Regions from separate parts of the Homo sapiens genome. Here region 2 is linked to region 1. Evidence: read pairs that join two places in POLR2A ChIA-PET (ENCODE). Cell type or tissue: CD4-positive, alpha-beta T cell. All regions are shown on one strand. Links, peaks and the distances in the headings refer to the core of each region. The heading gives the core; the rest is flanking DNA. Region 1 holds the start of LOC107985345 (a long non-coding RNA gene). Region 2 has its middle 41 kb from the start of CCNE1.

Region 1 (16,391 bases), core at 1,094-6,093:
AAAATATTAACAGCCTCGGGCCATGCCTATGTCAAGACTGTTGTGTGCAGGGAAACCATCCTGCCACCTCCCTTCGGTCTTGGGAGAGCTTAATCCTGAAAGGGTTGTGGAAGGACAAGGTGGCTTGGGGACTGGTAATGATCTCTTCCCAGGCTTCATCACTGTTCTTTTAAATAATTAATTCATCTTCTTCCTTGGTGTTTACATCCTTCAAATATTTGTAGATGGTTATCATGTCCCTTTAGTCACCACTTAGCACCACTCTGCATATTTGCTGTCATGTTGAGTGTGTGTTATCATCATTGTCATTATTATTATTATTTCCTCCCAGCTCCCTCCCTCAGTCCCTCAGCCACCATCATCACTCAGTGAATTTCCTCCAGGTTCCCAACCTTTCAAGTACCAGGTTACCCAAGATGGGACATTAAAAGTCAGTAGTGATGACAAGCCCTACTTGTCACAGAGGGCTTGCAGGCCCTCTGGTTCCTCACTAATTCTCATCAGTTTCCCCAAAGCCACAGCAAAAAAAAAAAAAAAAAGACAAACTAAGTAAAAACAGCATGCTTACACTGCAAACACAGCTTCCAGACAAATCCCCCAGCCCCTGCTCCCAAACAGATAATCCTCAATTTTCTCAAATACAAAATCAGGATGAGAATCCCTGCTCTCAACAACCTGGGATTATTGTGAGGATTCAAAGAGGAATAAAAACTGAAAGGTGCTTTGTAAACTATAAAACAGGGAGGGTGGTACTATCAGCAATGCCTTCCACATAGGATGGGATTTCTACAAAATGTTCCAGAGGTCAACTGTTCTAAAAAGCTAAAAATTCTAAGTTAGAATTTACAAATGAACTCGATAGAGCCAAGATTCACCCGAAAATCTGTCTATTGAAAGAATATAAAGAGATGCCCTACTTAAAAATCTACTCATAGATGTTAGTATTCCAAATAAAGTGTGGAACTCAGAGCTGGAGGCTGATGGGGCCTTGGAGTTTACAGATGGCCCTGACGAGACTTTAGAAGGTCAAGCTGCTATAAAAGACTTAAAAAAAATCCACCTTGTCTTGCATTTCAGATCTCACTGAAGAGTTCTTCTGTGCCTGGAAGACTTATTTTCAGTCTGAGAAGAATGATTTTTCAATGGTTCTGTTGAACATGCAATTCTCACGCAAGTATTTCTATAATTATCCTGTTTCAGTTATAATACAGTTTCTGGAACAATAGGACTTTTATTGTATTGCCATATCTGTTATAATAGATGTTTTATTACAGAAAATTATGGTAGAGTCACTATTATGATTCTGAAGTTTTTATTTCAAATTGCTCAGAGGATGCAAATTCTTTCTCCCACTAGTTTTACTTTAAGGCAGCTTTGAATTTGGGGTGGGGGTGGTTTGTCTTTTCTTCTATTGGAGCTTTGGTCTGTTTGAGGTTTTGTTCTATAGCAGAATGTTCTCTTTCGCTCCAGTGTACATAAATGAAGTCACCCATGGTATTTGCTTGTTTGTTAGCCTGTGGTGCACACAATTTTAAAAAGAATGTCACCTAGATTGTCTCTATATATCTGCAAAATTTCTTTCATTATTGCTGGAGAAGTCTCCATAACCCTGGTATTAATTTTTTTTGAGATGGAGTCTCACTTTGTCTCCCAGGCTGGAGTGCAGTGGTGCAGTCTCGGCTCACTGCAACCTCTGCCTCCCAGGTTCAAGAAATTCTCTTACCTCAGCCTCCCTAGTAGTTGGGACTACAGGTGTGTACCACCATGCCTGGCTAACTTTTTATTTTTTATTTTTTTAGACGAAGCCTCGCTCTGTCACCCAGGCTGGAGTGCAGTGACACAATCTTGGCTCACTGCAACCTCTGCCTCCCAAGCTCAAGCAATTTCTGGCAAATTTTTGTATTTTTAGTAGGGACGGGGTTTCGCCATGTTGTCCAGGCCGGTCTTGAACGCCTGACATCAAGCGATTTGCCCTCAAGTGACCCACCCACCTTGGCCTCCCAAAGTGCTGGAATTACAGGCATGAGTCACGGCACACGGCTGACAAACTATATTTTGAGAAGGTAAATACTAGTGATCATGAAACACTAATACTAGTGATCATGAAAACAGAGGAGCTGAAACTTCTAGGCACATTCAGGCTAGGTCACATCCTATTTCAGGTGGTAGCTCCACCTTGAAAAGCAGGGGGCTGGAGATTTTCTTGGTTAAATTAGAGGCTGCAGACACCCGCAGCTGCTAGAGGCAGAGCTGGGATTCAGGAATGGGCTTGCTGACTCCAACAGTGAAGGTCTTCCCCTCCAAGAGACCCCACCCGTGGGGAAGGGTGACCCTCAAATCTTGGACATCAGGTCCAACTTTCGGCCCAGTTGACTTTTCCACAAAGGAAGGATTTCAGGGCTCTGAGAAGTCCCAGAATATCTGCCCACAGCAATCTAGCATCATCAGAACCCACCTTCACGTGTAGCCACCGTGTCTCCATGTTCCTGGTAATGCACGCTCCCAGGCTCAGAGTCTGGAACTGCTGATGGAGGGGCGGGTTCTGGGCCCTGCAAAGAACCGAGGCTCCGCAGTCACAGTCTTCGATTAGACAGAGCCCCTCCAGTTCTCAGACGATTTCTTAGGCTACCCCGAAAATAGAGAGAGGAAGGGACCTGCCCTTGATCACACTGTCAGTAACACAATCAGAACAGAAATCTAGGGCTCTTGGCCTTCAAGCCTCTGTTCTTCGCTTAACACACGGCTGGCAGAGATGGGGAGACCTGAGAGGGCCCTGAGGGTGAGGGCATTTGCACTGGGTGCAGAGCGCCTTTGGAAGGCAGGGAAGTCCAGGAAGGTAAACACACACACACGTTGTAAATATGGCGAAAATCAGAGAGGAGGAAATGTCAGGGACTCCTCCAGCACGGAAAACATCCTGATAGTTTGGAGCGCCGGGAAGAGTGGGCACCTTGGAATCTGCAAGGCATTCTTTTGCGTTTCACCTGCAGTGGGGTGGGGTCTCTGGGGTCTGCCCTCCCTCCTACTCTACATGCATTACCCATCTTATAGCCGGGCCGTCCCTGCAAAATTCCAGCTGCATGGGGGAACCACACTTCTGACTTCAGAATGAAACCAGTGTTTTGCACACATTCATTCCTCAGTCCCCTTGCTGGGACCCTTCTCTGTTATGAAAGCAGAGATCCCACCCGAATAGGGTGACTTTGGGGCGATGGATTACCTTTGGCAGGTCCTGTGGGTCAGGAATTTAGGGGTGCAGCGTGGGCCCACAGCATACCCAGTAGCCAAGGAAGACCCTCCCCTACCCGAGGCTCAAGCAGGCGCCAGGCCCCAAACCCTCACTCCTCTCTGGTCTAAATCCCCGCCGTAGGATTTTATTTTTCGGTGCTGAGGTGCTTTGCTGGAGGAGCTGCCAGGGGGAGCTGCGCGGGGCAGGCCCGGGGTACCAGAGGCCCTTGCTTTAGCGGCGGCCCTGCGTGTGCCAGAGGCTTGCAGAGTGATCTGAGCACGCCAAGAGATTGCTGTCAAGTAAGCTCCTCCACAAATCTGCAGAAACCTCAAAGATTACAGCGCTCGCACGGCAGGAGCGCAGCGGCTTCCCATACGCCGGCAGACAATGGGGCGGAGGAAGGAAGGGGACGGTGGCCTGGGGACCCCCGCGCCCGCAGCACGTGCACCGAGCCTGGAGCGCCCGCTTTACAGATCTTGTCGCTCCACCCCTAAAACAAAGGCCCCGGGGCCCCATCTGTGCCGGGCGCGGGGGAGGGCGCCGCACTTGCTGCCCGCCGCGTGCAAAGCGAGCCAGACAAAGGGCTCAGCCCTGCAGACGCGAGCAGTGGGGAAATAATTAAGCACTAAGGAAATATTGTATGTGGATTTGAGACCAACGGGAAACGCGCTCCCAAACAATGCTCGTTGTTTGCACCGAGCCGCTTTTCTGCTAAGTTTCATCAAGTAATTTGCATGCCATTTCAATAAAATTAACGAATTATGGTCGAGTTTTTTGTTTTATTGACCTAAAATAAAAATCTTCCTTTCCTTTATTATTGAAATAATTCGCCCCCCATCCCCCCCGGCTCCCATCCTCTGGGAAGGCTGCACAGCGCGCCAAGGAAATCTGTCCTCCCAGCCAGACCCCAGCGGCCTTTCTGCTGCGCTCCACAGCTAACTCCCCGGAAACCCTGCGTTTATTCTGGCTGCCCCCTTTGACTGTGGCAATAAATAGAACTTCAACCCTCTCACTTTCTTATGCCTGCTTTTCTTACAGTGAAAGCACCAGATTTCCGCGTAGGAGGGACTCGGGGGCAACGATGCAATTGGAAGGTAAGGGGCTTCTCTTAAAGCTGCATTTGCAAAGCGAGCACACTGTTTGCTAAGGTTTTATATTGCATCTTTTAAAAAAGATAATGTGGGGCCTGGCATCGTGGCTCACACCTGTAATCCCAGCACTTTGGAAGGCCTAGGAGTTCAAGACCAACCTGGGTAACATAGTGAGACCTCGTCTCTACAACAGATTTAAAAATTAGCCGGGTGTGGTAGCCTGTGCCTGTAGTCTCAGCTACTTGGGAGGCTGAGGCAGGAGGATCACTCGAACCCAGGAGTTTGAGGCTGCAGTGAGCTATGATTGCATCACTGCCCTCCAGCCTAGGAGACATAGCAAGACCCCATTTCTTTAAAAAAAAAAAAAAAGACTAAGAAATCATCACTAATTGGTATTATTAAGGAACAACATCAGTATCACTGTAGTTGTTATTTATTGCTGCATATCAAATGCAAAACTTAGTGGCTTAAGACCAATGTCCTCTCTCACAGCTCCCAAGGGTCAGGAATTTGAGAGTGCTGTAGCTGAGCGGTTCTAGATTGGGCCCTCTCTTGAGGCTGTAGTCATCTGAAGGGGTGCTTGGGCCTGGTGATGTGCTTCCCAGAGGACCACTTTCTCATGTGGCTGGGCTGTTGGCCATGAGGCCTGAGTGCCTCAGCATGTGGGGCTCTCCACAGGCTGTTCCAATGTCCTCTTGATGAGGAAGCTGGCATCCTCCAGAGGGAAGGATCCAAACAACCAAGCAGAAGCCACAGCGTCTTCATGATCTGGCTTAAAGGTTGCACACCATCACTGCAACACCCCTACACATTCGTCCATGTGGCTGGGACTGCACAGAGGCATGAAGGCTGGTAGGCATGGATCACTGGGTCCAACTCAGAGACTGGTTACCATGAGTGATTATCATTAATATGATTTGGTAGGGCTGTTGCAAGTGCCTGGAGGAGGAGAGTATTATACAGCTAAAGCCATCATTTCTTGTCTTTCTAGTCAATGCAAACAAAAGTGGTCAGTTACCTTTAATGGTATTCCCAGACAACAAACATGGACTCAGGGCCTTCCCAGTGCCAGCTCCCCCTTCAGACTGGGGAATAGAACAGTAGCCAAGAGAGATAAGGTCCCCTTCTGGCATCCCTGACTTTTCAGAGAAAGAAAACGTAAGTGTATGCATGAACACAGCAACCAGAGCTACAATACTATCGAGACAGTGCTGCCAAATGGGAAGTACAGGCCAGGTTTGGTGGCTCACGCCTGTAATCCCACCACTTTGAGAAGCTGGGGTGGGAGGATCGCTTGAGGCCAGGAGTTCAAGACCAGACTGGGCAACATAGAGAGCCGTCACTACAAAAATAAAAAATTAGCTGGATATGGTGGCGCACATCTGTAGTCCCAGCTACACAGGAGGCTGGGGCAGGAGGATCGCTTGAGTCCAGGAGCTCAAGGCTGTGATGAGGTATGATCGTGCCATTGCACTCCAGCCTGGATGACAAAGCAATTTAAAAAAAAAGAGGGAAAGTCAGGGAGGAGACTAAGCTCTGAGTGCCAAGGTTGGAGGTCTGTACACCCTGGTCCTCCCTAAATTGCAAATCTGAAATGTCCCAGGCATTGCAGATTTCCTGCAAGCCAAACCTGTTAGTAGAACAACAGACAAAAAATAAGATTTTTTTTTTTTTTTTTTTGAGAAGGAGTCTCACTCTGTCGCCCAGGCTGGAGTGCGATGGCTGCGATCTCAGCTCACTGCAACCTCTGCCTCCCGGGTTCAAGCAATTGTCCTGCCTCAGCCTCCCAAGTAGCTGGGATTGCAGGCACCCGCCACCATGCCAGACTAATTTTTCGTATTTTTAGGAGAGACAGGATTTCACCATGTTGGTCAGGCTGGTCTCAAACTCCTGACCTCAAGTGATCCACTCGCCTCTGCCTCCCAAAGTGCTGGGATTACAGGCGTGAGCCACTGTGCCTGTTTTGATATTGTCACACTTTCATGGAATACCAACACTCCCCCTTCCCAGAAGGCAGGCTCCACAAGGGAGGAGGCTGTTATGTCTTATTTATCCCTGTAGCTCTCATGCCCGGAATGATTGGTACATAATTGGTATCACTAATGACTGTCATTAATAATAATTATCTAATGGCTATCAGCCTTGTTGGTGTCCCCAAGTCTTTCAGGTTTAATGGACGTCCCCCTTAACATTAACAAATAAAAGTGATTTAAGCCCTCAGTCTACTTACAGTGAAACATGAGAACTACAGATGAAATCCTCAGCGCCCCCCAACCAACTGAACAGACCCCCTCTTGGCCAAGGGGACCCCAGAGGAAACTTAACCACAGAGTTCCCAGCCATGATGGGAAGGGAGGTCAGACACACCCCGCTCTACCCACTCCCTTTTGTGGCTTAAACACAAATGAGCAGCATTCATGTTAAAATAGAGGTCATGGTGGTCGCAGTGGCTCACGCCTGTAGTCCCAGCACTTTGGGAGGCTGAGGTGGGAGGATCAACTGTGGTCAGGAGTTCGAGACCAGCCTGGCCAACATGGTGAAACCACTTCTCTACTAAAAATACAAAAATTAGCCGGGTGTGTGGGTGCCTGTAATCCCAGCTACTCAGGGGGCTAAGGCAGGAGAATTGCTTGAACCTGGGAGGTGGAGGTTGCAGTGAGCCGAGATCACGCCACTGTACTCCAGCCTGGGTGATGGACTGAGACCCTGTCTCTAAAAAATAAAAATAAAATAGAGGTCATAAGACTGGCAGAATGGACTCTGTGACAGTAAGATACCAAATCATAACCAGGACCTAAGGGCCATATCAGGGAAGGGTTAAGTCACACACCCCTACACTTAAAGAATAAACTAGTTTCCAGCTGCCGCAAGGGGTTTCTTTTTCTCTAGCAGCTAAACAAGCCAATGGCTTGGAGATAGGTAATATTAAAACAATTGCAGTTCGCCCGCTGCCAGACACTAACTGACCCTCGTTCCACCAGCCAGAACTGCAGCTTTGATTGGACAAGAGGCTGATTCAGTAACTTTCTCCTGATAAGAGACCACTGACCATGGCCTGGTTCTGCCCATTTACAGAGGCTGTGCAATGCCTTCATGTCCCTGATTCACCTTTTGACGTCTACAGCCCGATTGTAATACACTTAAATGTGTATTCTCCACTCCAAGGTGAACATGGGATGTGTGTAACATGCATGTTTGCTTATCACACATGTGTATGGCCTCCTTCCAAGAATATTCATAGCTCTTCCTATATCCCGTTGAATATGTATACCTGGCCAACCCATTCAGCTTGAATTCCTGTCTTATCCCCTCCCACCCTTCCTCAAAGTGCCTGCCTATTGGCTTCTACTGGAGACTACACTTCTTAGCCAGTCAGGGTGGCTGCCTTGCAGGTTGTAACTCTATATGAGAAATAAAGCCCTCCTTTTCTAAATGATTTTTAATTATTTTAAATGAGTGATTTTTAAGCTAGCAGACACCAGCCCGGAATCTCTAAAGGTTGCTGAGAGAGGTGGTAAGAGCCACCTGTGCGTTTCTCCTGATCAGGAGCCTCTAAAGCCTGATTCTTCAGGGTTCGCCTCCTCGCCTCCCTCCTCAGCTCCTCCAGCCCTCCCTCTGTTCAGTGTGCCTGGCCCAAATGAACTGGGAGCTCCAGACCTTCTCGGGGACTTCCCCAAAGTCTCTATAACACAAGGTGTTGGTGCCACAGACTTTGACTGTTGGGTCTACAGTGGCCAGTGAGGGTTCAATGTAGCGGCGTGGCTCACCAGGTGCCTGGAAGGGAATATTGAGACCTCCTGGTTCTTGAGAGTTACTTGGGCCCAGCCAGGCTCTCAGCATCTTACAGGGTCTCCTGCTACTCTCTTATCTGTGGACCAGCCTCTTCCTGGACTCCTTTTCCCATATCAGGGACAATAAAACACTCACCCACTCCAGGCCACAGCTTTTGGGGTCCAGAGCTCTGAACTAACACCTTATGTTTAGTGAGGTCAAATTTTTAGGCTTAGTGCCCATCTTTCTTCTACTTAGTTTTATTTTAAATTATTTTTTAGAAACAGGGTCTCACTGTGTCACCCCGGCTGGAGTGCAGTGGTATAATCATAGCTCACTGCAGCCTGGAATTCCTGGAATCAAGTGATCATCCCACCTCAGCCTCCTGAGTAGCTGGGACTACAGGTGCATGCCACCACACCTGGCTAATTTTTAAATTATTTTTAGAGACAGAGTCTCCCTGTATTGCCCAGGCTAGTCTTGAACTCCTGGCCTCCTGCCTTGGCCTCCCGAAGTGCTGGGACTACAGGCATGAGCCACCACACCCAGCCCCACTCTTCTAAGTGGAGGGAAGGTTTAGTCTGCCCCCGTAACGAATTATGCAACACTCTTTCCCCCTTAGAACATACAAGCACTCTGGTCAAAGTTTCTGAGATTTTATTTTAGGAGCATTTTTCATTTTGGCTAAACATAGACATATATACCCACAAGACTGCCGGTTAAAACAAATAAAATATCATCTTGAGGAAACAAGCACATCTTGAGTAAGTTTCTTTCAAGATGTTTTGGTGCATTCTATGCTATCACTTTGCAGAACAATTTGTTGTCCATGCGGTAACTTTAGGGGCTGTCTGAGATGGTCTGTTCCTAAAAGACTGTGGATGGGAGAGGTGACAGTAAATCCTGGAGAGTGGAGTGAATCCCAGCCATTCTGTGGACAGGTGGGCTGAGGGAGAAGTTCAGAGGGCACTCTAGAGTGATTTGCAACGTCTCAAACAGAAATATAACATCTTCTTTCATCCTCTGCAGAGTCTGGAGCTAAATTCACACCTTTTTTTCCCCTTCCCTCACTTAAAATCAAATTCTCGCCCTTAATACTTCCTTTCAGAACTGCACCGAAAATGACGATGTCTTCTCATGCATATGAATTATCCAAAGTGTAGGAAGATGCGCCCCCACTGGAGTACGCTGAAGCCTTTAACCCAAGTACATTTAATGCTGCGAAGCCCCGAGTGAGGCAAAGGTGTCTTTTTATTTTAGAAGACATTTAGGACAGTTCATGTCACTCTGCACAGATGCACTGAAATTGATTGTGGGGCAAACTATAAAGAGAGCTTATGCTCCCCAAATCTGTTTCCGAGCCAGGTAGGATGATGAATTCTGAGGTGGGACTGAGGGGGAACGGTGGCAGCTCTCTCCCCTGCACGCACCGGCCAACTACTTCCCCGTTTGGACATTGGCGTGACACCCTCCTTCCCTGTTCATCTGTGAAAATGTGCAGCGTTTTCATTTAAAACCTCCTGCTCCAACATGGGGCCTTCTGCAGACCGCAGGGACCCCCAACAATTACTTGTTGGAAGAACAAATGAAGCATAAAGCATGATACTTTATTTTAAACATACAGGTGGCACAAATTTATTTCCAAAGATTTAAGCACCTGATGACTTCTCCTTAGAGAAAAAGCAATAAAAGGAGCCTCTTCTGTCACAAATTTCCACTTAGCATGGTTTGTGCAGAGGCAGAATTTCAGGCTTTTACCACTGAGCTCTGGACATGAAGCAAAGCTAACACTAGAGGGTGCTATAGATTAGGAAATCCAGGGACCATGGGCGCCGGAGCGCGTTCAAGACGCTGCCCTCCCGATTGTAACCTAACAAACTGAGCGTGTCACTTTGCCAGAATTTACCCCTTCACCATTTCTGCTATGATGAAATTATCCAGATATGTTTAATTTGAAATTTTAACTTAGTCTGTGATTATGTGGAATTTCAACACTGGCTGTGGCCCAGTGCAGTGGCTCACTCACACCTGTAATCCCAGTGCTTTGGGAGGCCAAGTCTGGTGGATAATTTGTGGTCAGGAGTTCGAAACCAGCCTGGCCAACATGGTGAAACCCTGTCTCTCCTAAAAATACAGAAATTAGCCTGGTGCCTGTAATCCCAGCTACTCGGGAGGCTGAGGCAGGAGAATTGCTTGAACCCTCAGGAGGCAGAGGTTGCAGTGAGCCGAGATCACGCCACTGCACTCCAGTCCTGTCTAAAAAAAAAAAAAAAAAAAAAAAGGACTGAGCCCAGGTCTGTAGGATAGACACTTTGTGTTTGTATCTTAAGTACTTTGCGATCTCACCCTTACAAACCTGATACTAAATTCCACTTACCTACTTCAGTCCTTCTCTGAGGGAAGGTGGAGTTTGGAGGCAATTTTAGGAAGCAGGATGAGGAAACAGGGAAGGTGACACAGTGAAGGACAAGCCAACACAAGGGTGGATTACCAAGGCTGGTCCCCTCTACAGGCACCCAGGGCTCGGTCCCACGCGGACTGCTGAGTAGACAGAAGACCTTTCAGAATCTTCTGCCTCTCCCCCATTTGCTGAGAGTTCCCTGGGAACGGTAACCCCCGTACCTTCGGGCTGAACATATGTTTGCATGCTGAATGGGCTCTTTCTGCCATCCCATGCCACAGCATTCAGGAAGCCCTGGGGCCAAAGCAAACAGCATGCTTGAGGCAAGGTGCTGTGAGGCCCAAATGAGCTGAAGCTTGCACAAAACTGCTCACCACTGCCATAGCTGAATCAGCGGAGGCCAGGAGGATGCGAGGCGGTGCCCGTGATTGTCTGATCATCTCCCTCTTGGACCGCTGAGACTCAGGCATGCCCTGCATCAAATCCAACCTGTCACCAGGTCTTCAAGGGGGAGGCCTGCGGAAATCCTACTGTGAATGAAACTACAGTTGCTATTCATCGTCTCCCTCCTGCACCTACCACTCCAGATGTCCCTCACTCTTGGCCAGCACTTTGGCTTGTTTAAGTTGTGTGCCAGGTGAGGTGACCACACCTTCCCCCCTGCAGTTTCTGAGTCTTTCCTGAGCTTTGTCTTGGTTGGCCCTTGGCTGCTGTGACTGCCTATTTTATCTAATTGCAGGTTCAAGATTCACCAAGAAGGCAGGGCGCAGTGGCTCACATCTGTAATCCCAGCACTTTGGGAGGCTGAAGCAGGCAGATCACTTCAGCCCAGGAGTTTGAGACCAGCCTGGGCAACAGAGCAAGACCCCATCTCTAAAGAAAAATAATTATTCAGGTGTGGTGGCACATGCCTGTAGTCCCAGCTACTCAGGAGGCGGAGGTGGGAGGATCGCTTGAGCCCAGGAGGTTGAGGCTGCAGTGAGCCGTGATTGCACCATTGCACTCTAGCTGGGCAACAGAGCAAAACCCTGTCTCCAAAAATAATAAGTAAATAAATAAATAAGATACTAAGAGACAGCCCAGTGACTCTCCTGAGTCCCAAACATACTCATCCATCCCTCATGGAGAAACAACTCTATCTCCTTGCAATAATCAGAACTAGTTTCTCCTGCCAGTTTAATCAGTACTTTTTTTATTGCAGTAAAATACACACAACATAAAATGTGCCACTTTAACCATTTTATTATTATTATTATTATTATTATTATTATTAAGACGGAGTTTCACTCTTGTTGCCCATGCTGGAGTGCAGGGGCGCGATCTTGGCTCACTGCAACTTCCACTTTCTGGGTTCAAGCGATTCTCTTGCCTCAGCCTCCGGAGTAGCTGAGATTACAGGCACACGCAGCCATGCCCAGCTAATTTTTGTATTTTTAGTAGAGACGGGGTTTCACCATATTGGTCAGGCTGGTCTCAAACTCCTGACCTCAGGTGATCCACCCACCCCTTGGCCTCCCAAAGTGCTGGGATTACAGGCGTGAACCACCATGCCCAGCCCATTTTAACCATTTTTAAATGTTCATTCAGTGGCCTGAGTTATATGAACATTGCTGGACAACCATTGCTACTATGTATTTCCAAAACTTTTTAATTGCCTTAAACAGAAGCCTTGTAACCATTAAGCAACACCTCCCCATCCCCTCTCCCCTCAGCCCCTAGTAATCACTAGCCTACTTTCTCTGCTACTTTGTCTCTTGTAGATGTTTCAAACAAGTAGAATGATATGATACTTGTCCTTTTGAAACTGACTTATTTTACATAGTATAGTGTTTTCAAGGTCCATCCATGTGGTGCATGTATTAAAGCTTCATGCACTTTTATGGCTGAATAATGTTCCATTGTATGTACAAGGCGTGCCACATTTTGTTATTCATTCACCTGTTAATGGCAACTTGGCTTGTTTCCACTTTTGGGCCCTTGTGGATAATGCTGCAGTGAACATCAGCATGGATGTCTCTGAGTCCTGCTTTCAGTTCTTCAGGGTATATGCCTAGCAGTGGAGTAGCTGATTCTATGTTAATTCTATGTTTAATTTTTTGAGAAACTGCCATATTGTTCTCCAGGCTGGCTGCACCATTCCACATTCCCACTAACCGTGCACAAAGATTCCAATTTCTTACCAACACACTCTCATCAATACATGTTATTTTTAGTTTATCGTGTTTTCATTTTTCTTTTATTAATATATAGCAGGCATTCTAATGGGTGTGGGGTGGTATCTCATTTTGGTTTTGATCTGCATTTTCCTAGTGTTTAGCGATGTTGAGTATACTTTCCTGTGGTCATTTGTATATTTTCTTTGGATGTGTATCTGTTCAAATCCTTTACTCATTTTTAATTGAGTTGTCTTTTTGTTATTGAGTTGTAGGAGTTCCTTATATATTCTTGATTTTAAAACTTTATCAGATATATGATTTGCAGATATTTTCTCCCATTGCATCGGTTGTTTTTTCAGTTTCTTGATAATGTCCTTTCATGCACAAAAGTGTTTAGTTTTGATGAATTCCAATTTGTCTCTTTTTCTTTCTTTGCTCATGTTTTTGGTGTCGTATCTGAGAATCCATTACCAAATCCAAGGTCGTGAAGATTTACCTATATGTTTTCTTGTAAGAGTTCTGATGTTTGTCATTGATCCATGCTGAGTTAACATTTATACCGTATAATGTAGGGGCTACCTCTTCATTCTTTTGCATGTAGAAACTCCGTTATCCTAATTGTTGCTAATTGCCTCTGGCCCACTGACTTGAGAAGCCCAAGAGGACCAGGGAGTATTTGTATTTTCAAGTTCTGTAGAATTGGTGATGTTCCCTGGTGGAGGAGTCCACTCTCCGCTCCTCCTCCCCCATCAAGAACTAAGACGTCGAATTTGCTAGAGCCCCACCCAAAGCTGTGGACACAGGAAGCACACATTTCTCAAGGTGGTCTCTGCGAGTGATGGTGAGAGCAGCCGATCTCACTCCCCCCGCCACCCCCTGGGTTTCCAGCCCCATGTCTTTCTGCTTTTGGGATCATAGCACCATGTGTCTGCTCTTGGTAAGGCACGTACACCACAGTTTCAAGGATAGTATCCCAATTATACAGGGTGTGGGCTCACGCTTTCACCCTGGCATAGCCTTGGCACAGGTCATCCTGATGTTCTTGTAGGCCTGCTGCTTCCAGAGGAACCTTGGAGCCATAGCTTCTTTGCTGTAAAACAGACCCCTTGGCTTGAGGCAGTGTTGTTCAAATCCCCTGCCAATAAATCAGAGACGACCGTAAGTGCTCTGTTGGTGATGCCAGTGAAGGCACTGTTGCAAGGAAGGAAAATCCATATCCAGAGTCGGTGTTCACTCTGCTAGGACTCATCGCTGTCTCATCAATGACAGAAGGGGTCTCATATAATGAACTTTGCACTGTGACTGCCTGATCTCCTTGTGAAATGGTGCCATCTTGAGGGCTCATTATTAGTCCATGTGGTTGGCAGGTAGGGCATTCAGTAGCGGCAGCAGCCAGGTCATCTCTAGCAAGAGGGAACTTGTGTTGGGCTCATGCCTCCCTTGACTTTTGCCACCATGGCCACACCATTCATGGAACTATCTATTTCCCCTGCCGTGGGGTGGCTGATGCTGGCTGATGCCCAGAGGATGAACCATCCTGTCCACCCAGTTGCTAGGTGCCTCCTCTGCAGGAGAGGCTTTTTGGCAGACCTTAACGTAAGTCCAATGATTGGCACGCTAGTGCCATTTCCATAGGTCAGTAGTACTGATTTTTCCTTTTGTCTCAGACACCAATATGGCTCGGCACAGCAGTTACTGATCCTGTCTCTATTTGAAATTTTAATATTTTGCTCATCATGGATTTTTGTATTAATTTTAACTCTTTAAAATATTGCATTAACATATTATGCATCTTCATGTTATTATTATTCCTCTTCAGCTTCCCAAAGTGCTGGGATTACAGGCTGAGCCACTGTGCCCAGCTCAAATGCATTATTTTCACTGCTGATGTGTTGCTGTTGTGTCCTCCCAATCTATGGCTTAATGGGTCTCACTGTAATCAGTTCCAGGAACAAAGTCACTCACTGTCCTGTGGGTAGTCTCCGAGTCTCTGCGAGGACCCACTGCACGGCAGGAGCTAGTCTCAGACTGAGGTGAGTTCTCGGCAGCAGAAGGCACCACCGCACTCCCAAGGGCTAAAGGTTTACCCTGCACCTCTCCTACTGAAGCTTGCAGAGGGTTGGCATGGCAGCCTTCTTCATCATAGGAGACTCTAAGACTGCTACTTTTGGCTCCTCTGGGTTGTGCAGCTTGAGTGGAAGAGCAGATCCTCTCACAGCCTAGACCTCCTGGCCAGCCGTTTCTTGCCCTAGACTCCACTCCGAGTGGCAGTCTCCCAAGCTGTCTAATAGGCGTATGGGAGAAGTATCAGCAAGTATGCTACTTCTAATGTCCCAGGTGGTGCACCCAGCACTGTGCCTCTTCCCTAGTGCAGCTGAAGGAAAGCTGCCACTGCCTGTGCCTTCCTTTACAAGGGTTGTCCTGGCATGTGTCAGACCACTGGGTCCCCTAACAACCTTGCCAATGTGCCAGTCCTCTGAATGTTTCTGGGCTTTAGCCCCTGCCCTTGGCTTGCACGTGTCTTCTTCCTAGGACATCCGGGGTGCTTGTGTCATATGCTGGTAGCATAATGTCATCAACAGTGCACCAGTGTGCTGTGCAAACTATCCCGAGACAGCCTGTATGCATGCAAAGTATGCTCAAAAGTACCCAAGGCCGAGGCGTGGCAGCTCATGCCTATAATTCCAGCACTTTGGGAGGCTGAGACTGGTGGATCACTTAAGCCTAGGAGTTTGAGACTAGCCTGAGCAAAATAGTGAGACCCTATCTCAACTGAAAACAAAAAAAGAAAAAGAAAAAGAAATTAGCTAGGTGTGGTGATATGCGCCTGTGGTCCCAGCTACTGGGAGGCTGAGGTGGGAGAATTCATTGAGCCCTGGAGGCTGAGGCTACAGTAAGCTGTGACTGCACTATTGCACTCCAGCCTGGATGACACAGCAAGACTCTGTCTCAAAATAAATAAATTTATTTATTAATACCACATCAATCGGTATTTCCCGATTTTCATAATTGAACTGTGGTTGTATAAGAGAATGCCCGTGGCCAGGCGCAGTAGTCCCTGCTACTTGGGGGTTGAGACAGGCGAAACCCCGTCTCCACTAATAATATAAAAATTAGCAGGTCATGGTGGCACATGCCTGTAATTCCAGTACTCAGGAGGCTGAGGCAGGAGAATCGCTTGAACCTGGGAGGTGGAGGTTGCAGTGAACCAAGTTTGTGCCACTGCACTCCAGCCTGGACAATAGTGTGAGACTCCGTCTCAAATAAAAATAAAAATAAAAGAAGTTGCCTGGCTTAGTTGTGCTTACTGGACTCAGAGCCCCACATGGAGTCTGCTGACCTGTCTTGGGATTGAAGGGTGATAGGTGAGAAGGATGGAGAATTTGTAAAGGGCCGGCAGTCTCCCTGATCTGTCTCTTCTAATTTTGTAGTCGGACTCCTCCTATTTGGTTCCTGGGCGACCTTCAGTTCTTGAATTTTAGGGTTCCAAACAACAAGTGTTAAGTGAAGTTTGGGGCCTTTTAAAAGGTGTCAGTGCTTGAAATTTGAGACAATAATAATAGCTGCCATCTTACGGTGAGTTTGTCAGCTCTGGGTTGTGAATTTTATGTCTGTGACTGCATCTCATCTCATTGATGTAAAAAGTAAAATTAGTTTTGCCAAGTACTGCCTTCAGTCATTGGAGGTTGGATTTCCCTGTTTCCAACTCTTAGGGAGTCTCTACTGGGGCCAGTGTGTCAGCA
Region 2 (16,391 bases), core at 4,063-9,062, 130 kb after region 1:
CACCGCAAAAGGCGGTGTCAGGGCGGTGAGGGGCGGGGCCTGGCAATGCACAGGGGCTCTTAGGGGCCCGCACTGCGGGAGGGGCAGGGCCAGGGCGGTTGGTGGACTGGGCCTGGCTGTACGTAGGTGCTCTGAGAAGCCCCCGGCGAGAGGGGCGGGGCCAGAGCAACAGTGGGCGGGGACAGGCTGTGCGTCGGAGCTCCGCGGGGCCTGCGGCGGGGTGGGTGGGGCCAGGGCGGCGGTGGGCGGGCCGTGCTGTGCGTAGGGGCGCTGAGAGGCCCGCAATGTGAGAGGGGCGGGGCCGGAACAGCGGTGGACGGGGTCTGTAGTTCAACTGTGCCGTGGCGTCTTCTTCGCGGCGAGATCTGAGTGCCTCGCAGCAGCCGAAGGCGGGTTTGCAGGTTGCGTTGCGCTGGCCCTGCCCTCGGCAGGCAGAACGGGATAGAGCGCGGACAGGCGCCGTCACTCCCAGATTCCTCTGCGTCCATGGCAGAGCCACTCCTCCTTGGTACTCCTTCCTTGACCCACCGGGGCCCCCTTCCTGCTGTCTCTGCCCCTCTAGCTGCTGCCTCCAGGGGCTTAGGTCTCGGCCCCTTTGGCTTCTGGGCTGCCCCTGGCAGATCTCGTCCATCCTAGGTTTTAACGCCTACCTGCATGCGGATGATCCTGATAGTTCTAACAGTAGCTAAACTGTTTTCCACGTGCTTTCTGAACATTGATGCTGTTTGGACCCCTGACAGCCACATTTTTACGCCCCCGCGCAGCCCGCTGCTCTGAGCTCCGTATTCCCCGCCGGCCGGGTGTTCCACGGCCCTTCTGAGTCAACGTGTGTGCAGTGAAGTCCTTCTTCCTTCTCGTTTCACCCTGGGTCTCCTCCTCAGGGAGTGGCATCACGGTCTGCTCAGTGGCAGGCAAGCCCCAGATAGCGCTTCCGTCTTGACTCCTCACTCTCCTCCCTCTGATCTGTCCCAGAATCCCATCAGTTCTTCCTCCACCCCACCCGACCCACAATTCTCTGCTACACTTGTCTCCACGGCCCTGGTCTGAAACACATGATGCTTCACCTGGACTCGTAGGCGACCGATCTTTCTGCCTCTTGGCTTACTACTCTTAAGTCTCGCCTTCACGGGCAGTCGCAGGGATCTTTCTCAAGATCTAATTTCTAATGATTGCATTTTTCTTCTTTAAGCAGTAGGCTGAAAGCCAAAGCTCTCCATCTTTTTACAACTCAAAAAAAAAAAAACAAGGGTGCCCTCTGTCTGGCCTTGCCACTGTTCAACCTGGTACTTGCAAGTCTTGTCCAGTGCAATGGGATGAGAAAAGTGAGTGATAGAAGGATCGGAAGCAAAATGAAAGCACTGTTATTGTCAAGTGATGATCATCGACATAGAAAACAAGAATCAACAGAAAAATTAACCTAATGAGAGAGTTGCACAAAGGTAGTTTAAGGTCAGAATAGGGCCAGGTGTGGAGGCTCACGCCTGTAATCCCAACACTGTGGGAGGCTGAGGCAGGAGGATTGCATGAGGCCAGGAGTTCAAGACCAGCCTGGGCAACATAGTGAGACCCTCTTCTTTTTTTTTTTTCTTTTTTTTGAGACGGAGTCTTGCTCTGTCACGCAGGCTGGAGTGCAGTGGCACAATCTCAGCTCACTGCAAGCTCTGCCTCCCGGGTTCACACCATTCTCCTGCCTCAGCCTCCCGAGTTGCTGGGGCTACAGGCACCCGCCACCATGCCCAGCTAATTTTTTGTATTTTTAGTAGAGGCGGGGTTTCACCATGTTAGCCAGGATGGTGTCGATATCCTGACCTCGTGATCCGCCCACCTCGGCCTCCCATAGTGCTGGGATTACACGCGTGAGCCACCGCGCCCGGCCAACCCTCTTCTATTAAAGATCAGAGGCTGGGTGCGGTGGCTCACACCTGTAATCCCAGCACTTTGGGAGGCCAAGGAGGGCGGACCACTTGAGGTCAGGAGTTCGAAACCAGCCTGGCCAACGTGGTGAAACCCTATCTCTACTAAAAATACAAAAAATATTCGGGCATGGTGGCGTGTGCCTGTAATCCTGGCTACTGGGGAGGCTGAGGCAAGAGAATCGCTTGAACGTGGGATGCAGAGTTGCAGTGAGCCGAGATCACACCACTGCACTCCAGCCTGGGCTACAGAGTGAAACTCTGTCTCAATAATAATAATAATAAAGGTCAGAATATAAAGTCAGTAATGGGTTCCTCCCCAAAAATAATACACGTATTGTGAGTAATAAAAATAAGGTATTCTGCATGATACTGAAATATTTATGCATTAACCTAATAAAAAAATGCACAGAATCTTTAAGGAGAAAAACCTGAAATTCTAATATATAGATTTTGTTTAAAAAGGCTTGAATACATAAATAGTGAGATAATGTCTTAACCTTGAAGGAATGTAAATTTTCTGTTACATGATCTAACTATGCATTGCAATTTCAGTAAAAATTCCAGCCCAATTATTTTGGAACTTGAGAAACTTGATTCTTAACTTTTAAGGAAGAATAAAAATCCATGATCTGCTAAGACAATCTTGAAAGAGGACAAAGGGAACTCTTATTCAACAGGCATTAAAACGGATTACAAAGGCATAGTAATTAAAATAAGGTGATATTGGTACAGAAAAACAGGTAAGTGGAATAGTTTGGAGAGTACAGCATAAACTCAGTTATATATGGTAACATATAATATTTCTGTGATAGGAAGGGATTTCTCATGACCTCCAAATCATAAGCTGAAAGGTGAGACGTGATGGATTTTGACTACACCAAAATGAAAAAATGTTGCTTTGCTACAGACAAAATTAACATATGAGTGATAAGCTAGAAGATATTATCCATGTTTTAAATGAACAAAAGGCTATAACTAGAATACACAAGGAGCTTCTGAAAATCAGCACAAAAGAGAAAGAGATAGGAAACCGAATTTAAAAAATAATGGGCAGCCGGGTGCGGTGGCTCATGCCTGTAATCCCAGCACTTTGGGAGGCCAAGGCGGGCAGATCATTTGAGGTCAGGAGTTCGAGACCAGCCTGGTCAACATGATGAAACCCTGTCTCTACTAAAAATACAAAAAAAAAAAAAAAAAAAAAAATGAACCGGGGGTGTGGTGGTGTGCACCTGTAATCCCAGCTGCTCTGGAGGCTGAGGCACAAGAATCGCTTGAACCCAGGAGGCGGAGGTTGCAATAAGCTGAGATGGCGCCAATGCACTCCAGCCTGGGTGACATGGTGAGACCCTGTCTCAAAATAATAATAATAATAGTAATGATAATGGGCCAGATATATATATGCCGTTCACAGAAAGAAAAATCAGAATGACTGAGGTATCCAGAGAGGCTCATTCTCACTGGCAGTCAGAAGAAGGCAAGGGGAAGGAATGAGATGTCACATTGCCCCACGAGCTGATACAACTCAGCAAGCCAGATGATGTGAAGTGCTGGCGTGGATGGATGAGAGAGGGAGTCCCATGCACTTGTGAGTGAGTGTGTGGCCAGTTACAGTGAAATTAAATACGTGTATACTTTTGCAGAGCTAGGACCAGGGAGAGGAAGGGAGGTGCTTGGGCACACACGTAAGGAAGCACTTACTGTCAGGGTCGACCCCACCCCTTATAAAGCCCTGAAAGTGAGGGCTTTCTTAGTTTTTTTGTTTGTTTTTGAGACAGAGTCTTGCTCTGTCACCCAGCCTGGATTGCAGTGGTGTGATCTCGGTTCACTGCAACCTCTGCCTCCAGGGTTCAAGTGATTCTCATGCTTTAGCCTCCGGAGTAGCTGGGATTACAGGCGTGCATCACACCGAGCTAATTTTTGTATTTTTAGTAGAGACCGGGTTTCACCATGTTGGCCAGGCTGGTCTAGAACTCCTGACCTCAGGTGATTCTCCTGCCTCAGCCTCCCAAAGTGCTGGGATAGCAGGCTTGAGCCACCGCACCGGGTCTGTTCTTAAATTTTATACCTTAGGTGCCGCATTGCCTTGCCCTAGGCCCAGCCCTGTACGTTCCGCACAGTTTCACTCTTGGTTATGTACCTAAAGAGACTTCATCAGAGGTCCACAGCGTTGCTTATGACGTAGGTATCCCCCAGAGGGACCTGGACAGGTAGAACTTGGTACATGAAGACAATGACAAGTATTTTTACAGAGGGCAGGGATTCCCTAGCGCTTGGCCTCTGGGAAGGAGTTTGGGGAACTTGGTGAAAGACAGCTGAGAGCAAAATACAAAATGACTTTGTTCCAGCTTCTCAGAAGTGAGACCAGAGATGACATTTGCATCTGCCTTGGAGCGTTTTGTAGATTTCTGAGCCTTTGTCACTGATCCTCCTGCCTTGCCCCCAATAAATGCCTTTGAATTTAGGTAGAAAGAAAGTTGGAAGACGCCCGCAGGGTGTCTAAGAAGGGTTAGGCATATTTTCACTATGCCTATAAGGAAGCAGAGGTCAGATAAGGAGGCAGAAACTGGAGAATTCCAGATCCTGCTCCTCTGTCAAGGCAGAAAGGATTTAGAGGGCACAGCTTGGACTTTGGAGTTTACATATATTCCATTCCCTTTTCTACTCTCTAGAGATGAGAACTTGGGCAGGAAACCCAGCCACAGTGAACTTTGGTGTTCTTCCCAGTGAGATGGGAATAATAATAAGGCCTAACTCAGAATTGGTGTTAGGAGTCAAAGGAGAAAGGATATCTGAAACCACTTATCTTCCTCCCTCCTCTTCTGTCAAACAGCATAGACAAATGGAGATTCCCTGACTTTAAAAACAAAACAAAACATTTTTCAGTCATGGGACAGCAGTCTAGGGGCCTTTAGGAAGAAACTGAGGACCAAAGGATGCAACTGAGTACTGTCAGCTCAAGTGGCAAATGAAGTCATCAGCTCCAGGTAGTTCAAGTCCCAGCCCCACCTGGCTTTGAGGTGAGGTTGTGCTTTGAGCCGGTACCATTTTGGATGTTGCTCAGCTCTGGAATGAGAGGTGGGGTAGGAAGGGTGTGATGGTTAATTTTAGGTGTCAACCTCACTGGGTAGGAGAAGCCCAGAAAGCTGGGGAAACACTGTTTCTGTGTATGCCTGTGAGATTGTTTCTGGAAGAGACTAGCATTAGAATCAAGAGACTGAGTAAAGGAAGTGTGCCCTCACCAATGTGGGCAAGCATCATCCAATCTATTGAGGACCCAGATAGAACAAAAATGCAGAGGAAGGGTGAATTCTCTCTCCTTGAGCTGAGACATCCATCTTTAGTTCCCGGACATCAGACATTGGAGTTCCTGGTTCACAGGCCTTCACGCTCTTTGTTGAAAGAATTTTTTTTTTTTTTTGAGATGGAGCCTCACTCTGTCACCCAAGCCGGAGTGCAGTGGCACGATCTCAGCTCACTGCAACCTCTGCCTCCTGGGTTCAAGCGATCTTCTGCCTCAGCCTCCCCAGTAGCTGGGATTACTGGCACCTGCCACTGCACCCAACTAATTTTTGTATTTTTAGTAGAGACGGGGTTTCACCATATTCGCCAGGCTAGTCTTGAACTCTTGACCTCAGATGATCTGCCCATCACTGCCTCCCAAAGCGCTGGGATTACAGGCATGAGCCACCACACCCAGCCTGTTGAAAGAAATTAAGGAAGACCTAAATAAATGGAGATATACATCTATACCATGTTCATGAATTGGAAGACTTGGTATTGTTAAAATGTCAGTTCTTCCCAAATTGATCTATAGCTTCAGTGCAATGGTGAGAGTTACACCATTGGCTTCCTGGGTTCTCAGGACTTTGGACATAGACTGAATTACCCCATTGTCTTTCCTGGATCTCCAACTCACAGATAGCAGGTCATGGGACTTCTCAGCCTCCATAACTGCATGAGCCAATTCCCATAATAAATCTCCTCTTTTTTTTTTTCTTTTTTTTGAGATGGAGTTTCTCTCTGTTGTCCAGGCTGGAGTGCAGTGGCGCAGTCTCGGCTCACTGCAACCTCTGCCTCCCAGGTTCAAGCAATTCTCCTGCCTCAGCCTCCCGAGTAACTGGGACTATAGGCGTGCGCCACCACGGCCAGCTAATTTTGTATTTTTAGTAGCGATGGGGTTTCACCATGTTGGTCAGGCTGGTCTTGAACTCCTGACCTCAGATGTTCCTCCTGCCTCAGCCTCCCAAAGTGCTGGTATTACAGGTGGGAGCCACCATGCCCGGCCCCATACTACTTTGATTAGTATAGCTTTATAATAAATCTTGAAATCAAGTAGTGAAAGTTCTCCAAATTTGTCTATCTTTTTAAAAAATAGCTTTAGCCATTTTAAATCTTTTGCATGTTCTCTCTCTCTTTTTTTTTTTTTTTTTTTTTTGACAGAACGAAGCTGTAATGCATTCTCATTTAAATTTTAACATCAGCTTGTCATATGCTACCAACAAAGCCTGCTGGGATATAGATTGGGATTGCACTGAAGCTGTAGATCAATTTGGGAAGAGCTACATTTTAAAAATATTGAGTCTTCCAATTCATGAACATGGTATAGATGTATATCTCCACTTATTTAGGTCTTCCTTAATTAATTAATTAATTAACCTTGTTTCTTTTTATGAGATGGAGTATCACTCTGTTGCCCAGGCTAGAGTGCAGTGGCACGATTTGTGCTCACTGCAACCCCCTCCTCCTGGGTTCACACAATTCTCCTGCCTTGGCCTCCTGAGTAGCTGGGATTATAGGTGTGTGCCACCACACCTGGCTAATTTTTGTATTTGTAGTAGAGACGAGGTTTTGCCATATTGACCAGGCTGGTCTCGAACTCCTGACCTCAGGTGATCCGCCCGCCTCAGTCTCCCAAAGTGCTGAGATTACATGCGTGAGCCACTACCCCTGGCCCTTCATTTCTTTAAATGATGTTTTGTATGTTTTGGCATACCAATCATAAACATATTTTGTTAGATTCATCCCTAAGAATTTCACTATTGATTTATTTACTTGTTTATTTTTAGAGTTGCTGTGTCACCCAGGGTGGAGTGCAGTGGCGTGACCATGGTTCCCTGCAGCCTGGAGGCCCTGGGATTCAGTGATCCTCCCACCTCAGCCTCCCCAGTAGCTGAGACTATGGGCACACTCCCTCATGCCTGGCTGATATTTCATTCTTCAAGTGTCATTTTAAATGGTATTGATTTTAAAATTTCAGTTTCTAGTCACTTCTATTTATTTTATTTTTGATACATTCTTTCAGATTTTCCACACAGATTTGACCCTGGGGTTTGGGTATCAGTCACATTTTCCTGTGCCCAAGAGATGGGGAGGATGTTTCTCAAGGGAGGACTTGCACACTTGATGGGGCCTCTTACTCTGCAAGAGCAGGATGAACAGGGGCTAGTGTGGTCTGGTAACTGCGACTCAGGTGGAAGCATGGCTTTCTCAGCTGATGCCTACAAGTGTAGATGTCTCAACTGTAACCAGTGGATTTCCACATCAGAGAGCAACAAGTCTTGTTTCTCATAGTTTCTAGTTCTCTGCTGAGAATAGTTGTCTTTTTATACATATTGATCAGAGTTTCCTTTGTATTCATCTGTGTAGTTATGAGAGCTGCCCTAAAGTTACCATCTGCTAGTTTCATCACCACAGGTCACTTTTTATGTCGTATCCATTGGTTTTCTTTTCTCTGGAGTTTGGGTCTTGTTTTCCTGTTTTCACATGTCTGGTAATTTTGGATTTTATCCTGGATGTTGCCATGACATGTTGCAGAGACTCTGGACTCTTTATACTTTAAAGAGTATTGGTTCTTCCCCCACCCCAGCTTTATTAAGGTATAGTTGATATATAAAAATCATAGATATTTACAACATGATGGGTTTTTAAAAAAATTTTTATTTTTGGTTTGGGGGCACATGTGAAGGTTTGTTACACAGATAAACAGGGTTTATTGTACAACAAATGGGGGTTTATTATACATATTATTACATCACCCAGGTATTAAGCCCAGTACCCAATAGTTATCTTTTTTTGCTCCTCTCCCGCCTCCCATTCTCCCCCTCAGTGTCTGTTGTTTCCTTCTTCTTTGTGTTCATAAGTTCTCATCATTTAGCTCCCAACATGATGTTTCGGTATCTGTATACATTGTAAAATGATTCCACCAAGTTAATCAACATATCTACCACCTCATATGCTTATCGTTTTTTTTGTGTGTGTGTGGTGAGAACGTTTAAGATCTACTGTCATAGCAATTTTTAAATATGAAGAGTATTGATTTTTTTGTTTAAGTAGGCAATTAACTTGGCTAAACTTAACATGTAAACTCTCTCTCCCCTATAGAGGATGACAGTTGAAATCTGAAGTTCATTTAGCCTTAACTGCTGCTTAATGACTTCCTCACTCATACCTGATTCTGGAGTTGGCAAGAGATTTGTGCATTTTATACATGGATTTGGGGACTCCCCTTCTGTGGCTCTTTTTTTTTTTTTGAGATGGAGTCTAGCTCTGTTGCCCAGGCTGGAGTGCAGTGGCATGATCTCGGCTCACTGCAACCTCTGCCTCCTGGGTTCAAGTGATTCTCCTGCCTTGACCTCCTGAGTAGCTGGGATTACAGGTGCCCTCCACCAGGTCCAGCTAATGTTCGTAATTTTAGTAGAGACGGAGTTTCACCATGTTGGCCAGGCTGGTCTTGAACTCCTGACCTCGTGATCCACCCGCCTCGGCCTCCCAAAGTGCTGGGATTACAAGCGTAAGCCACTGCGCATGGCTTTTCTCTCTCTTTTTATTTTTTTTTTTTAGAAATTTCGCCAGTCGTTTTTGTTTTTTGTTTTTAGTTTCTGTAATTACAGTGACCTTTAGTTTTTCAAGCCAGTAAGTTTGTTTGTTTGTTTTTTCTTTTTTGAGATGGAATCTCACTCTGTCACCCAGGCTGGAGTTCAGTGGCTCGATTTCAGCTCACTGTAACCTCCACCTCCCGGGTTCAAGAGATTCTCCTGCCTAAGCCTCCCTGGTAGCTGGGATTGCAAGCACGCGCCATCATGTTCGGCTAATTTTTGTATTTTTAGTAGAGATGGGGTTTCACCATGTTGGCCAGGCTGGTCTCGAACTCCTGAGCTCAAGTGATCCCCCCGCCTCAGCCTCCCAAAGTGCTGGGATTACAGGTGTGAGCCACCGTGCCCAGCGCAATAAGACTTTTCTACCCAAGAATTTCTATCTGAGTCCTGCATGGAGTAGTCCTGAATGGCTCAGATCCATCAGAAGGGAAACTTGCCCAGTGCTGTTCTCTTCTAAGTATTGATTCTCCTGCAGTATCTGCCTTTTTGTTGCTGTCTGGGGACTTCAGTTACTGTTCGGATTTGTGGCTGTTAGCTCCGGAAGGGTTGATCAGATATTAGGTAGTTGACCATGACAAGAGCAGGACCTCTGAGCAACGACGCTGTCAACAGTGCCATGACTCTGTTAGTCCTTGAAACTCAGAAGGAGGAAGAGGGTGGGGAGGAAAGTCTAAACTGGCTGAATTTAAATCTGAAATGACTGAACAAAGCTCAAAGTTTCTGAGAAAACCACCATCTGACTAGATTGACTCTTCGGCCATCGTGTAAAATTTTCAGTTATAGAATGGTAGAGAAAAGTGCATTTTCCCATCTACATCTTGTGGCCTGAAAATATCTTCCCTCCTGCATATAGGAAGGAAAAACCTTGAAAATGGTGGATGTGGGATCGGGGAGAGGCTGGATGAAAAGTAGTTATATCTTCCAGGTACTGAGTTTTCTCATGCATAGAATGGTGGGGTTGAGGGAAGTCTAGAAGATTCCAAAGTCTGTTCTCGCTCGCACACTTACACTAAGTGCTTTTTACGAACTTCTGAGGCCACAAACTTCTGCCCTGACAAGAGTCTCTCCCTGTGAAAAAGGGGTGGAAGTCCAGTGCTGGAGATGCCTTCCAAGGCTGTAGGCGCCCCTCCACCGCTTCTGAGGCCCTGCCTCTCTCAGGTCCCAGGTCTCTGTCAGAGGAGTTTTGGGGCAGAGCCGGAGCTGTTGAAGGGTGGGGCAGCCAGACATTCCCCAGAGCTCTTTCCTGTCCAGATTCGATCAGACCTGTGGCTTTTTCAGGAGAGGACAGTCAGGCCCTTGGGCAGCTGAACCTGATCAGCTTCCCTTACTCTACCTTATTTCTTCCTTTAATATTTTTATTTCTTTTTAGAACTTCAGTTCCTGTCCCTGCTTAGGAGAGGGGAGTTGTCCATTAGACAGAATCTACATCTACCCTAGATTCTTCTATCACTAGTTTTTTTTTTTTCCCAAGTCTAGCTTAGCAGTAAGCTCTAAGGTCCCAGCCTAGCAAGGCTGCTGGGAGAAAGACAGCCTCTTTCCCAGGAATTCCAGCAAAAGTCTCAGGGCTGAGCCTCATTAATCTGTCTTCGGTCATGTGACCATCCCTGAGCCAGTCCCGGAGGCTGGGGAGATGAAGGGCCCTGATTGGCCAGCCCTGGTCATGGCCACCCCTAAAGTCAGGGCCAGAGGTAACTCCATCCCAATCACCTGGACAGAAGGGGGCTTCCCCAAGGATGAGGGCGGGACTGTTACCAAGATAAGGGAGATGCATGCTGGGAGGATGAAATCAACAGACTTCCACAACATAAGTTTTTCTCAAAGTTCCGGATCCAGGATTCACGAGTGTTGCTTGCCCTGTGCCAGGCACTTCCTTTACCTTTTGTATCTAGTTATTTTATCCCAAGAGATCATGTTGTTCCAGACAGGGAACTGAGCTTAGAAAGAGGAAGGGCCTTTCCCAAGCCGATGGCACAGGGTCTGCACTTCCTGCCTGGGAAGCAGGCCTGGGGCTTCCCACGTGGCCTGACCCCTCTCATCTGACACCTGCCCCCCACTCCCTCCCCTCTGCCTGCAAAACTGACATGAGGAGACTGCTTGTGTTTCCAGAAAGAGGGGAATTGGCAATAGCCATGAGTTGAGACGACTTGATAAAATATTTCTTGTTTTCTCGAGTTTACATAGACCAAGTTTTCACTGTTGCTATGGGGTGGGTTGGCAGAGAGATGAAAATAAATCTGTGTAATTTATTTTTTCTCTGAGTGGAGTATATTTCTGCTGGCTTCATACACATGCACACACGCGCGCGCACGTGCACACACACATGCCCGCACATACAGGCTTTCATAAAATACTTAAACCCCTCTAATGCTCTCTGTGGAAGGAATAAATATGTACTGTACTTTCAACTTGTGTTCTCTGAAATACCATATGGTCTGCACTGTGAGCTTAAAATACTCTAGTGAGCGGATGCTTTCATGCAGCAGATAGCCAGGTGGAGCTCTCCCTGCCAATCTTACAACGTTAATTAATCCTTTAAAATAGAGCGTGGAGGGGTCCCTGCGTCAGAAACGGGTGCTGTGTGAGGGAAGTAGCCCGGTGGCCTGCACCGGGGCTGAGCAGAGAGTACAAAGGCGGTGGGAAGGTGGGCTAGGCCGGGAGCACCCCTGCTGCCTGACGGCGCCTTTGATGAGCCCGCTCAGTCACTCAGATACTCACAGTTTGCATTCTGCATAATCAGTCTAACAGGCTGATGGTTTGCATGAATATCTAAGTTTGTCATTGTGGTTAATTTTTCCTCAAAAAGAGGCCCCCTATCTCTCTGGCCCAATGCATATTTATAAAGGGCAGGGAAGTCAGGCAGAGGATGCTGGATGAAGGGGCGGCTCAGGGAGGGGGCCCCGTGGCCGGTCCCTGAAGCCTGGGAGGCCAGGCTCCTGCCAGAGCTGGTGGCTCAGAGAAGGGTGCAGAGCTCCTCAGAGCCTGGAGGGAAGGAACTGCAGGGAGAGGGGACAGCCTGGTTTGCAAGGCCCCATTTGGGCTAGCCTCTTCCCTGCTCCAGGCCTCAGTTTCCTTATCCATACAAGGAGCATGTGGGCCACTTGATCCAGGCCTCAGGGTCCCAAAGGAACTATCCTCTCCAAATGAGGTTACACAGAGTCAGAGAGGGGAGGGAGAGAGGCTCACATCCATTCAACAACTTTATTATTTATTTATTTATCTACTTTTCTTTGAGATGGAGTTTTGCTCTTGTCGCCCAGGCTGGAGTGCAATGGCTCAATCTCGGCTCACTGCAACCTCTGCCTCCCAGGTTCAAGTGATTCCTGCCTCAGCCTCCCGAATAGCTTGTATTACAGGCGCCCGCCACCACGCCCAGCTAATTTTTTGTATTTTTAGTAGAGACGGGGTTTCACTATGTTGGCCAGGCTGGTTCCAAACTCCTGACCTCAAGTGATCCACCCGCCTTGGCCTCCCAAAGTGCTGAGATTACAGGCATGAGCCACCATGCCCTTGTTAAGCTGTTAAGCTTACTTAACAACTTTAGTGGTGTGACTCCTTCCCAGAGCACCTGTGGTGCTCCACGACCAAGTATTTTTATAGGTTAAAAACTCCAGTTATCTTGTAAAAAACGTAATTGCATTATGTTGTATATATTTTGGTGTAAAAAGCATTAAATTGCTCGTTTTAAATAGGCTACGGTTATTTTTGTTTTCTTTTGTATTTTGTTTTTGTGTTTGACACAGGGTCTTGCTCTGTCACCCAGGTTAGAGTGCAGTGGTGCAATCATAGCTCACTGCAGCCTTAACCTCCTGAGCCCAAGCAATCCTCCCACCTCTGCCTCCTGAGTGGTCATGACCACAGGTGTGCACCACAATGCCAGGCTGATTTTTTTTTTTTTTGAGACAGAGTGTTGCTCTGTTGCCCAGGCTAGAGTGCAGTGGCATGATCTCGGCTCACTGCAACCTACGACTCCGTGGTTCAAGCAATTATCGTGCCTCAGTCTCCCGAGTAGCTGGGATTACAGGCATGCACCACACCCAGCTAATTTTTGTATTTTTAGTAGAGACAGGGTTTCACCATGTTGGCCAGGCTGGTGTCAAACTCCTGGCCTCAAGTGATCTGCCTGCCTCGGCCTCCCAAAGTGCTGGGATTACAGGTGTGAACCACTGTTCCGGCCTGAGCCACTGTGCCTGGCCCTGGCTAATTTTTAAATTATTTGTAGAGATAGGGATCTCTCTATGTTGCTCAGGATGGTTTTGATCTCCAGTGCTCAAGTGATTCTCCTGCCTCGACCTCCCAAAGTGCCGGAATTACAGGTGTGAGTTACCGCGCCCAGCCAGCTATGGTTTTTGTAACCTTGTTTTGGCATTTTTTTTCTGACTCGTCAAAGAATATTTCGGCAACTTTGGAGTGGCCAGGCTTCCCTTTCCCATGCGCAGCAGGAAGTCCAGGTGGGAATGGGGAGAGGCTGGGAGATCCCTCAGGTCGGCGGCTTTCAGAGCTCTCCAGGCCACGCCTCTCAGTGGCCAGCAGGTGGCAGTTCTGAGCCTTCCACCTGGCCACCCTCCTTCCTCCACCCCCGGGGTGCCCGTCCCCCCAGTCCACATACCACAGAGTCCCAGGTGGCTGGAGAGAGCTCCTGGCTTCCAGGCCCTGGGCCATTCTGAGAAGCTGGATGAGGCAGCCTAGTGGCCATCCAGCTGCCCCTGCCTGGGACTGCCTGCCTACCCCTTCCCATCCTTGGCTCCATGCTAAAGGAAGGTGGGCTTCCTGGAGGAGCTGACATCTTAAGTGAGACCTGCAGGACAATAAAGGATTTCAGGCAGAGGGAACGGAATATGCCCAAATCCAGAGAATCCAGACCCTGTGCTTTCAGGAACTGGCAGGAGGCTGATGTGGCTAGAATGCAGACTGTTGGGCTTGGGAGAGGGACTAGGGAGGCCAGGTAATGCTTGGCACTCTGGGAGCAGCAGGACCAGGGCAGCCCGAGTCTAGACATTATCTTGAGGGCAGTAAGGAGCCCTCAGCCCATTCTAACCCATCAGAGTTGGCCTCCGGAAGGATCGCCATGGCTGCAAACTGCCTAGCCTCTCATCGCCCCTCACCCGCTGTCACTCACACACCTGGGCCTCCTACCGTGCTGGCCAGGAAAGAGCTGCAAGTCCTCGGGCCCGAGGCTCGGCAGGCAGCCGACCTACCTTGCAGTCCTCAGGAGAAGCTGTCCAGGAACCCCACCCTCCTGAGCTCCCGGGGCTTTGGTGGGGAAGGGAGCCTCCCAGGGTCCCGGAGCACTAAACAAAAAGGAGCTGAAGGTCACCACACTTTGGCCATTTGCAGGGAGCCCTTCCCCACACAGGGGCGGCATGTTCCCTTGTGGCTGCCAGGGAGCCCCCAACACCCCTGGGAAGATGGCAGGTCGAGGGGAGGGGACATGGCCTGAAAACAAGGAAGCAGTCTGCAATGGGGAGATGTGGGGCATGGGGCTGTTTTAGACAGAGGAGGCGGCAGGTGCGCGTATGTAGGTTTGAGGTAGATTTTGCTACCCAGGAAATGGGCTCTTGCCTCTTCCACCTGCCTGTGAACTGGCCCTGGGACCCAGCAGGAGAGGCTCCCCTGAGTGACTTGTGACATTCTTTTTTTTTTTTTTTTTTGAGATAAGTCTCATTCTGTTGCCCAGGCTGGAGTGCAGTGGTGCGATCTCAGCTCACTGCAATCTCCATGTCCTGGGTTCAAGCAATTCTCCTGCTTCAGCCTCCCGAGTAGCTAGGATTACAGATTACAGATGTGTGCCACCAAGCCTGGCTAATTTTTGTATTTTTAGTAGAGATAGGGTTTCACCATGTTGGCCAGGCTGGTCTCGAACTCCTGACCCCAGGCGATTCGCCTGCATCGGCCTCCCAAAGTGCTGGGATTACAGGGGTAAGCCACCTTCCCCGGCCAACACATGGTGTTCTGAAACAGCACAGCCTAGTGTAACCTCAATTGGTAATTAATTAATTACACTCCCCAGGTGTCTCCTGGAGTCCTTCCTGTAGGGGAGGGGAGGCTGAGGCTGCAGAGGCCCCATTCAGAGGGCTGTTGAATGACTCATGGCTGTTGAGAAGTAATGTCCACTAAATAACATCTGATTCTGTATTTAACATTTAAATATTTAATTAACTAAATGGGCCAAATATTTAATCAAGCACCATCAAAGCCACTGTGAGCCTCCACTTTGCATAATTCCAAGGCAGGCCAGCTTCCCTCCGAGTCCCCATCCTCATCCTGACAGTGCTATCAGTGCCCCTGCCTGGTGGGAAACATACCCATTCTGGTACCCAATTCTTTTTTTTTCAGAGACAAAATCTCACTATATTGCCCAGGCTGGTTTCAATTTGCCCAGGCTGGTTTCAAACTCCTGCACTCAGGCAATCCGCCTGCCTCGGTCTCCCAAAGCACTGGGATTACAGGTGTGAGTCACTGTACCCATCCATCCGATACCACATTCCGAGACTCAGGGCATCTCATGTCCTAGGCAAAGTTGCTTGTTTGCTTTTGTTTTGTTTTGTTTGTTTTTGAGTCAGGGTCTCTCTCTGCTGCCTAGGCTGGATTGCAGTGGTGCGATCTCGGTCCATTGCAACCTCTGCGTCCTGGGCTCAAGCGATTCTCCTGCCTCAGCCTCCTGAGTAGCTGGGATTACAGGCGCGCACCACCATGCCTGGCTAATTTTTGTATTTTTAGTAGAGATGGGGTTTCACCATGTTGCCCAGGCTGGTCTCCAACTTCTGGCCTCAAGTGATCCGCCTGCCTCGGCCTCCCAAAGTGCTGGGATTACAGGTGTGACCAACCGCACCCCACCACAGTTGTTTGATTAGACTCCAGGTTTGCTATGCTGGAGATAGAGTTCCCCCCATGGCCACCCTTTCCTCTCCTCTTTCTCTTTCCTCCCCAAGTAGACACAATTGAGACTGGCTGCTGGGTTCCCCTGGAGGCAGTGTGGTACCAGTCTTCCTGCCTCTGATGACAGATTCAGGCCTTGACAACAGGGGTGAACATGTGACCCAGTCTGGACCAATCAGAATTCTTCTCCAGGATTTTTGTAACTGGAGTTAAAGGCGGGAAGACTTTTTTGAGCTGGACTTGCTCTGTCACCCAGGCTGGAATGCAGTGGCACAATCATGGCTCACCGCAGCGTCAACCTCCTGGGCTCCAGTGATCCTCTTGCCTCAGCCTCCTGAGTAGCTGGGACTATAGGCAAGCACCACTGTGCCCGGCTAATTTTTTTTATACAGACGGGATCTTACTATATTCCCAGAGATGGTCCCATGGTGTCCTAATCTCTGCATCCAGCTGTTCCTGAAGATGGGCCTACCCTGATCTTTCTATGGGAGGGCAGGTGAACCAATAAGTGCCCTATGTCTTTAAGCCAGTGGAAATCAGTTTTCTATCACTTGTATCCAAAAGTGCCCTGACCAATACCTACTCCACCATTATAGTCATGTAGCTTATGTGCAAATAAAATGACTTTTAATTATTTAACTGTAAATAATACTTGTGTTAGATTAGTGCAAAATCTTTGTGCATTTACTTTTCAGCCAAAACCACAATTACTTTTGCACCAATC

What was found. ChIA-PET counts read pairs that join two places held together with the same protein. Peaks named below come from ENCODE experiments on the same cell type or tissue, not always from the same donor. Only the 100,000 strongest peaks of a DNase experiment are listed, where the experiment ranks them.
Region 2: POLR2A ChIA-PET joins it to region 1 with 5 read pairs; 15 of 35 experiments call an interaction of 5 or more read pairs at or near these places.

What each region holds. Positions count from the first base shown.
Region 1 is chr19:29,720,756-29,737,146 of GRCh38, forward strand. LOC107985345 (a long non-coding RNA gene) reads left to right here and starts at 3,378. Exons shown (of 3, transcript XR_001753891.3): 1 at 3,378-3,528; 2 at 4,268-4,323; 3 at 14,592-15,626. RefSeq lists a silencer at 7,782-7,976 and enhancers at 9,937-9,986, 10,107-10,156. In CD4-positive, alpha-beta T cell, for the core only: no CTCF peak of the experiment used is centred there; a DNase peak (open chromatin) is centred at 3,616; H3K4me3 peaks cover 743 bases; H3K27me3 peaks cover 1,020 bases.
Region 2 is chr19:29,844,867-29,861,257 of GRCh38, forward strand. No RefSeq gene overlaps it. Among named protein-coding and RNA genes, the nearest start is that of CCNE1, 41 kb to the left of the region's middle. RefSeq lists a silencer at 1-303 and enhancers at 7,512-7,641, 12,885-13,723, 13,724-14,561. In CD4-positive, alpha-beta T cell, for the core only: no CTCF peak of the experiment used is centred there; no DNase peak of the experiment used is centred there.